Regions from separate parts of the Homo sapiens genome. Here region 1 is linked to region 2. A link is a contact called in ENCODE Hi-C or POLR2A ChIA-PET data. All regions are on one chromosome and are shown on one strand. Each heading gives the region's core, a stretch centred on a gene start or an enhancer-like site at or near the end of the contact. The rest is flanking DNA. Distances are from core to core; before and after follow the strand shown. Region 1 overlaps NRP1 (neuropilin 1). Region 2 holds the start of ITGB1 (integrin subunit beta 1).

Region 1 (4,339 bases), core at 386-2,885, 240 kb after region 2:
CCAGGTACTTGGGAGGCTGAGGCAAGAGAATCGTGTGAAGCCAGGAGGCGGAGGTTGCAGTGAGTGGAGCTAGTGCCACTGCATTCCAGCCCGGGCAACAGTGTGAGACTCCATTTCAAAAAAAAAAAAAAAAAAAAAAAGGATAAGATGAATGCTAATTCATAGATCCTTGCCCAATTTGCTGTTTTCAAGGAGGCCAATCAGTGGCCAACTTCAAGGGGCATTACTATGATTTGCCCTATGCTTCTCGCTACTAGGGAAAGAGACATTGTTAATTCTAGAAAATAATAGCACATGTGAACGCCTGTAGTAATTCCTACCCGCCCTAAATTCACAGACATTAGAAACCCTCCCAGTAACACAGCCTCGGAATCAAAGAGAATCTGCAAAGCCATGCAGCCGAAGTGAACTCTGTGATACCTGTGTGATCCTGAATGGGTCCCGTCTTGCTGGTCAACACACTCCACTTGAGCTGCACGTGATTGTCATGTTCCCAGTGGCAGAAGGTCTTGTGAGAGCCCCAGCCAAATTCACAGTTAAAACCATATGTTGGAAACTCTTCAGTGGGTGGGAAGTAAAAATAAGAGACAAGCAAAGAAAGGCAAATTTGATCATTTAGGGTCACAAAGGCCCTTGGTTCACTCATGGAAAGCACGATTTATACAACTTTATGTCTGTTTGAAAATTCCAGGAAAGCCAGGATTACCAAGAAACCAAAAGATGCATGGAGATGTCAAAATGTTTGCAAAACCACATTTAGTAATTTCTTTAAAAATCCAGCTTTAAAAGGATTATGGACTGCCTGTCAAATTGGGTTTACATAAAATCTCCAGGAAGGCTATTTTCTAAAGCACGTGTATTACATTTGCTGCACTCTCCCCATTTCCACAGTATTTAATATGAAAGCCATTCTGTTCTTGAGGATAAATCATATAAGTTGATACCCACCAATGAAAAGAATCTTAATTAGAGATTGACCCATGAAGCCTCAAAAGTGGAAAGTAACTTGGCGAAATGCCTCACCCAGGAGGTTTTCTCTATTTCCACCTCACCAGTTCATGCTTCAGGTCTTTAATGTCAGGGTTAGAATCTCTTAAGCATTTTAGGATTATTTTTTTTTCTTCCATGCCTTCTATAAGGTCGATTAATTTAAGTATAAATTTCTGCTTTTTTAATTTCTAAATTTACATATAAATTGTTCACCCGGCTTAAAACCTCAATGTAAGGTCATCTAAATCCAAAGCCCATTTCAATAGCTACCCGTTTTTACTTCTCTTTTCTTTTTTTTAATGTTCAAAAGGCTTCCTTAGGAATCTGAAAAGACAGCGTGAATGAATTCACGGGAATGACTTGCCTTGTGTGTGCCCTACAAGGTGCTGTTGGACTATGGTGTTTTTAAAACCCACAGCCTGACATTTTACACAGCCTCTTTTTGAAAGGAGCTTAACTTTTAAGTATGGGAAAAATGAAATCATTGCTACTTATTCCAAGTATGACTGTTGTTTTGGTAAACATAAGCTAACAATAAAAAAAATTCTAAAGATGAAATTCTCGGGCTTCTGCCCCCTCCTTTCGTCCTCCTATAAAGAACGAAGCCCGCAGATGCAGCTGTTTTCTCCAGTGACGAAGGGCCTTTAGGCTTGTCACTGACTTTAGGCAGTCCACGAGGTGGCAGCATTGAAACAAACAGGAAGGCGCCTGGGGCATCTGGACCGTTGAACTTAAAAATAAGCCTCAAAAGAATCCCTATGAACAATAAGGGAAGTCTGGTATTAGATGCTGTATTAGGGTCAGGCCAAGACCTTATCTCATTTTGAGCTTCTTTAACTTGCTTGTGTTTATTAACAAAGTATCTCGCCTTCTGCTCTGAGCCTTGTCTCCATGGCCCCTCCCCCAATGGCAGGAGGAATTTTAATGGGAAGATTTATTGAATAGATAAGAATGATTTACTTTGCATTTTTAGTTTATAAGGAACCCTTTTCTAGAGCTAATGTCAAATTTTGGAAGGAATCCACCATAAAAACTGTCCAAATGGAGCAGTTTGGATTCTCCCAATGATAATGTGACCTCCCAAAGGGTAGACAGAGCCAGTTTGGGAAAGTAAACTAGTAAGCTATGTGATGTGTAAAATGTGAGTACTTTCATTTAGTGCAAACAGGCTATATTTCACAGCTGTAGTGTCATCGGAGAGATATATTTCATGTCTAGTCTATCATAGCCATGAAATAGGACTTCTTAAGGCATGGGAAACCCTCTCCAAAATTTACCACTCTTTTCCGCAGCAAGATTGAATTATGTAGATGAAGTACAGTCAACTGAACGGTGACTGAATGATTGAGCAACCTTGGATGCCAACGCCCATGACCCTGAAATGTACTGTTGCATAATCTCATGTTAGAAAATGTTAATATTGGAACATGTTAATGTGTGTGTGGTTTTGATTTTTCTCCTTAAATGTACTTTATAAAACATGCACATTCAGGATAAAGAAAGCCACCCCAGCACACACAGTTCTGCCTGTATTTACTTTGTTAATACATTACATTTATTGTTTATAGAACAGAAAATGACATCATCCATTCTTTTGGCTCTTCATATTCTGATGATACCATAAAATGTAGGAACTTGGATATTTTTGAAATGACCAGGACATGGAACCGCTTTGCCTGAAAAAATGTTTCAGGCACTTCTCGCTTCAGAGAATGACAGTCTGCCTTTACCTTCCAATGTCCTTCCCCATCCTGTACATTTAACCAGGTGAACCGCTCTAAGTTTTTGTATTTTACTGCTCTTTTATCTTCTTGTCTTGATCATGTAACTTGTGGCAATTTGGTTATTTAAAGGATATGTTTTTAGATCAATGCCTTTTGTTGGGGAGGGTTATGGAGTGAGAGGTTCAATGTGGAAACTTCCAGCCTGGCTAGAAAGACAAACACACAAACCACCCATAAACATTTATAGAAAGGGAAAAGAAAGAGAGAAGGACAGAGGAAAGGAGAAAGGGAGAGAGAAAAGGAGAGAAAAAAGCAAATTAATGAATGAAACAAACATATAGGACTACTGACGTTTACGTTTTCAAAATATTACCCAAGCCCTGGCGGGGCACACAACTCTCATTAAATTCAATGGGGGTAATCCAGCTAAATCCCTTCTTGACTCTTAAAAATAGCAGGAAACAATATTCTGAACTTAAAACAAATTTACAGCCTCTGAGAGCAAGTACCAGCTGTGCTTGCCCAACCCATCTTGCCTGAAGTTGGATCATTAGCACCATATGTATGCATAAGGATTTAATTTTTATATCTGGTATTCCAAACTTCTATAGAGCAGTTTAACTCACTTGTTCATAGACTAGTCTTTCAGTCTAAACAAGCAGAGGTGCTCAGGCCCATACAATCGTAGGTGATGAATATACTCCGAACTGCTGCAGGAATGCTGGAGGAGCCTCAGAGGGTTAGAGCTCTCGCCAGAGAGAGCTAGATTAAAAATGTAAGGATCCCATCACTTGCTGGCAGAGCATTAACCAGCTTTTATGCATCTGATTACATAAAAGTATATAAATATTATATGCCCATGGAGTTTATTATATTGATGAGAATCAGCAAGATGAAATAGTAAGACTCTGAGTTGAGTCTATAATAGCAAAATGGAATTATGATGAAGGTTTTGAGGTCTCATTGACTGCTGCTTGTGATGATGCTTGAAGAATCTGGAGCCTGCAGAACAGTGTGGATCAAAGTATCAGGTGACTCAGGCCACTGGGTCAACTCTTCAGAGTTAGACCTGACCCCTGGCTTGAAGCATGCTCAAGTCCCCATGCAATATTCTGGGCATTGACTTAGCCAGAAGGTGACAATCAACAGAAGTCCTTCCAGGAAGGTCAGACAGCCCATTACCCACAAACAGAGCACTTGGAGTCCAGATTCATGACTCAGACAATGGAGAAACAGGAAAGCAAGTCAATTTGAAAAGAACTCTGCACTGACTGTGAAATGCAAACCGGACCTGACCACCCCTGATCAGTAGACCCGCGTGGTTTGGATTGAACTTGTTCAGATGGTGATAGCAACGGGTCCTACTGTTTGCAATTTGCATACCTGCCCTCTGACCACAGTAGACTCTGTGACAGGACCGACTGGCCCCTCTGAGAAGCCATCCCTTGAGTGACCTTGAGATTGTGCACAAATCAAATGTGTTAACAAAACCGCTCCTGCTCTGACAATATTGACCTTCAACATTCAGGGAAGATTACCTAGATTTGGAATCTGATAGAACTTTCCATTTTCTACACAGCTGTTGTTCACTTTTATTTTTTTTAACGATCCCTACCCCCTTTCAT
Region 2 (4,488 bases), core at 1,371-3,870:
CAAGCACGCTTAGGAAAACTGGCACCATGTTAAGTTGTTTGACCACTTTTCATTATTATAATATGACCAGATGTCCCCAGTGTCACTCCCAGAGTTAGGAAGAACACCAATGTAGAGCTACATTTTCATTCGTGATGGTAATTCGGGGCTGATTTAAATTAAATTATACTGACCAGAAAGCTGCCTAATTGTTAAAATTACTAAATCCAGTGACTTTCAGAATTGCTGATTCCATGCTTCTCATGTGCAGAATGTTGAGGGTATTAAAAAATAACTTTAATATAGAACTTTACATTAAGAAAATCACAAACACTTAAAATTGTAGGTTTAGGTCTGAAGTCAACACAGACGAGTTAAACAATCTATTTGCTTCCTGTTTACAGAATTAAAGTATTAACCACATTCTTTGTCCTTTTAACTAGCATTCTAATAACATCTTCCACCTTCATACTCAATTTTGGGATAAGTAAAATGACTTTCTCCCCAAATGCCTGTAATGAAAATACCAATGTTTTTTATTTAACACTTCACCATCTTCAGTCACTTATATAATATTGATCAATGAGTCAACATTATTTAAAAATATGAGAATTATAGTGAGACTCTAAGTCCTAACCCCTCTGGGCCTTGATGTCCACAAATGAACAGGTAACTGCCAACTGAAGTTCCTTAATCATTTCTAAAATTGGTCTACTGTATAACCTATCGTAAAGGACGTATGTGGTTTAAGAAAGGTGTCTAATCTAAATTCCTCTAGCATGTTATTTTTGTAGCATTAAAACTACAATTAAAAAAAAAAAAATAAAAAAACCTAAGGGCCAGGTTCAGGGGCTCACGCCTGTAATCCCAGCACTTTGGGAGCTCGGTGAGAGAGGACAGCTTGAGCCCAGGAGTTTGAGGCCAGCCTGGGCAGCATAGTGAAATCCTGTCTCTACAAAAAATAAAAAAATTAGCCGGGCACGGTGGCAGGCGCCTGTAGTCCCAGCTACTCAAGAGGCTGAGGTGGAAAAGTAACTTAAGCCTCGGAGGTTGAGGCTGCAGTGAGCTGTGATGGCTCTTCTGCACTCCAGCCTGGGCAACAGAGACCCTGTCTCAAAACAAAACGAAATAACCTAGTAATTCTACCCACCTAAGTTAACCATGTGGCATGTTGGCCCAAAGAAACCTTACCAATGATGTTACCAATTATCTTCCGAGATATTTTTAACATCTTTTTACTATAAAAGAAGGGCTGAAAAGGAGTCAATACTCATTGAGCATCTACTCTCAAGCTAAGTTTTTTACATTTTGCATTTGATTTTCAGAACTATAGTTAGGAAGGTTACTTGTGGTTTAAACGCGGACTCTGGAACTAGACCCCATGCCTTCTCCAGGAGCTCCTGATGACCACAGGCAACTTACTTTTGCTCCCTGTGCCTCAGTTTCTTCACTCGGAAAATGGGAATCGAAACAGTACCAATCTCATTAGAGCGGTTCCAGAATTAAATAATACATGTAAAATGCCTAGAGCTAAACTTGGCCCTCACTGTCATTATTATAAAAATGAATTATTAATGTAGATATTACTGTTCCTATTTCACAGATGAGGAAACGGAAGCTTAGAGAATGCAACTTACTAATGATCATACCAATGAGTGCAAAGTTTTGGACTCAAAAGCACGAATTTGATTAAATAAAAGTTACTTAGAGAGTAGGAGTCTCATAAATCCAATTTATGAAGCCTAAGAAATGACACGCGGTAAAATGATACTAGACACAGGCCGGGCTCTCAGGCTCGCGGACCGGGTCTGAGCACAAGCTGGCCATGGCCATGCGTCCTGGTCCCGGGGTGCCCGGCAGGGACCGGCGACTCTTGACGTTTATAAACACGGGGAAGTGGACTGCACTGCCGCCACCGCACCCCCGGTCCCCAGCGGCTCCACTAAGCCAACTTCTACCCGGCTCCCGCCGCCCCCGCCCGCGGCGCTGGCCCCAGGGCCGCCTCCTGGCAGCCGGAGGAGACCAGTCCCCGTCGCGGGCGCCGACGGCTGGCTCGACGCTGCTCCAAGGACAGCAGCTCGCGAGGGAGCGAGAGACAAAGGCACCGGACCCGTCCAGGGGAGCGCCGAGTCCCAAACGCCGAGCCCCGGGTGGCCTCGCTGGCTCCCACCTGCGCTTGCCCAGCCCGGCGGGAGACCGCAGGTGTCAGGGGCCGTTCGGGCCCGGTCCCCCGCAGCTCCGGCAGCCCCGACGTGACAGCGCCCAGGCCGGCGACCCTCACGTTCGGAACGCGGCTGGGCTGGCTCTGCGCCCGGGGGCTGCCAGCGCCGGGGACCCGAGGCGGGTGGCGGCGTGCGGACTTCCTCCTGGACTAGCCTGGAATCCTGCCCCAGCCCCCAACCGCTGGCGGCCGCCCCCGCCCCCGCCCCCGCCCCCACCCCCACGCCCGGCACAAAGGTCCCGGCGCGGCCCGGCCGGCGGCTTTAAGTGCTGCCGCGCACAGGAGACCGGAGGCCGCGGCCCGCGCTCCCACACCCGAGGCCCGCCGGCCCCTACCTTTTCCGCGCGGCGTCCGGGGCCCGGCGCGGTGGGCTCGGGCCTGCTGTTCCGCGACTCCCGCTGGGCCTCTCCCGCGGGCTGGCGGGGCCTCCCGGGTGTCGGGCGCGGCGGGTGGCGGCGGCTCCTCCTCCTCAGGGGCGGGAGGAGGGGACTCGGCGGCCCAGAGCCGCCCCCCGGCAGGAAACCAGCCGCGGCCCCGCCTCCTCTGCGCGTCTGATCCCGCTCCCGAGGCCGCCGCCGCCCTCTCCCTCCGGAAACGCATTCCTCTCCCGCCGCGTCAGCCCGGCCCGGGGCTAGGAGGAGGCGGAGGATGGGGCAGGAAGTGCGACCGGGACAAAGGAACCGGCTGCGCGGGAGCGCGCCTGAGGGAGGCCGCGGGGGGCAGGGCCGGGACTGCGTTGAGACAGTCGCCGTGCCTCAGTTTCCTCCTCTGCGAAGGGCGGGAGGAGTCGGACGCGCCCTAGAGCCCCGCGCGTTCCTGGTGTAGCCTGCTGGGCCCGTGTTCTTTAAGTTCCTCTTCCTCGGAGCCGCGCGTTCGACCCTCGCTCCCGTTTGTCCACTGATGTCCCGTTTCGAGCCCGGGAGATCCTGCATCTCGGAAGCCCCCTGAGTCCCGAGGCAAATCGGGACCGTGAGCCCCCCTACCCTGCAGGGCTCCATGGGGCCAAAAACCACGTGGTCCTTCTGGAAGGGAACTGGCTAAGCCAGGACTGCTTTTCTGGAGTGATAATGTGCTTGCCTGTGTCTAAGAGAAAGGTGAAGAATTGGGAAACCCATGGGTGTCACGAAGGGTGGTGAGACTGGGGAACGTTTTAGAAAACCTGGTGAGTTGCGTCCTGCTTTTGATAGATTTATCTGGAGGTACCTTTATGGGGAACAGGGATGAGAAGGAAAAGTTTCTTCCTAAGGAGTACAGTTTCTGTTTCACCTCTTAAAAAAAAAAAATTTGGAGATTGGGGCTGGAAACAACGTTTGAAAGAGAAGGAAACATTCATTATGAGAATGGCTGAACGCATGTCGATTCGATGATTGAAGTCTGTACCAGCCAAAATCATACTGAAACCCAGTAATTTAGTATATGCTACTGGCAAGCTGCTATCCTGGTAGCAGAAAATGCTGTGGGTTCCGCTTGGTGAGCTGCAGCACCCTGTTGGGAAAAGAGCTCAAAAATTACCAGATTTATGAAATAGAAGTGTTTCTCTTGCAGGAGATTAGGGACTGGAATGCCCATTTGGCTGCTGCCAATCAATATAAGAGAAAATGAAGCGATCACATCTAAGAAAATTTGCTCATTACTTACCAGCAAAATCAAAACTTGATTAGCCAATCTGAAGACCTCTAGGAAATGAGCACTATTTTTCCCACTTAATGGATGTTCAAGCTTAAGAGGCTAAATGATGTTCCTATATTAATATCTCAATGGTCAAACTGCCATTAGAACTCAACATTCTTGAATTTTAAAGGTATCGGTTTTACCATTGTTCAGAATTCATCAGAATTGGCCCAGTCTCAGCACAGAAAACTGTATAGTTCAAAAGCATAATTGGTCCGTGCCTGATTTGCACTACAATTTCCAGAATTTTTTTCCCTGTACGTGACTGGTGGAGGCACTAGCTAGTCTTTGCTACAAGAACATTATGAGATTTACATATGCACAACTCTAAACTAAATTAGTTCCTCCAGGACAATTTACTGAGCTTTTTAACACCACCGTCAAGCACTGTTGCAAGGACAGATAATAGGGGCTCAGATAATATCTGATAAATGAATAAATGGGTCCTTTTGCTCTCCCAGGACTGGGCTAGAGCACTTGACTAAACTGATGTGTGAGGTAGCAATTTGTGTACAGAAGTCATGAGTTTTGAGGAAAAAGAAATTAAAGAAACATGTTCTCTAAAAACTGCAGTCATTGGTCAAGAATACGAGTCTACTTGTGATTTCATACAAATA

The links. Hi-C counts contacts between places; a loop is a spot of excess contacts on that map. ChIA-PET counts read pairs that join two places held with the same protein, here RNA polymerase II (POLR2A). Pooled maps may share reads with other maps.
Region 1: a loop to region 2 is called in a pooled map, with 2.5 times the contacts of the local background. The contact joins the enhancer-like site here to the promoter of ITGB1 in region 2. A Hi-C loop is called at or near these places in 1 of 50 pooled maps. POLR2A ChIA-PET finds 5 or more read pairs at or near these places in 3 of 52 experiments (Caco-2, Panc1 and activated CD4-positive, alpha-beta T cell).

Annotation. Positions count from the first base shown.
Region 1 is chr10:33,191,861-33,196,199 of GRCh38, forward strand. It overlaps NRP1 (neuropilin 1), which reads right to left. Exons shown (of 17, transcript NM_003873.7): 13 at 421-558. Among named protein-coding and RNA genes, the nearest start is that of IATPR, 77 kb to the left of the region's middle. Within about 2 kb of position 1,636, at least 17 of the 41 ENCODE cell types and tissues checked have a DNase peak (open chromatin) inside an H3K27ac peak, as active enhancers do; they include Panc1, where a contact is called at or near this core.
Region 2 is chr10:32,955,610-32,960,097 of GRCh38, forward strand. It overlaps ITGB1 (integrin subunit beta 1), which reads right to left and starts at 2,621. Exons shown (of 16, transcript NM_002211.4): 1 at 2,536-2,621. RefSeq lists silencers at 1,319-1,480, 1,874-2,323, 2,394-2,973 and an enhancer at 3,144-3,193.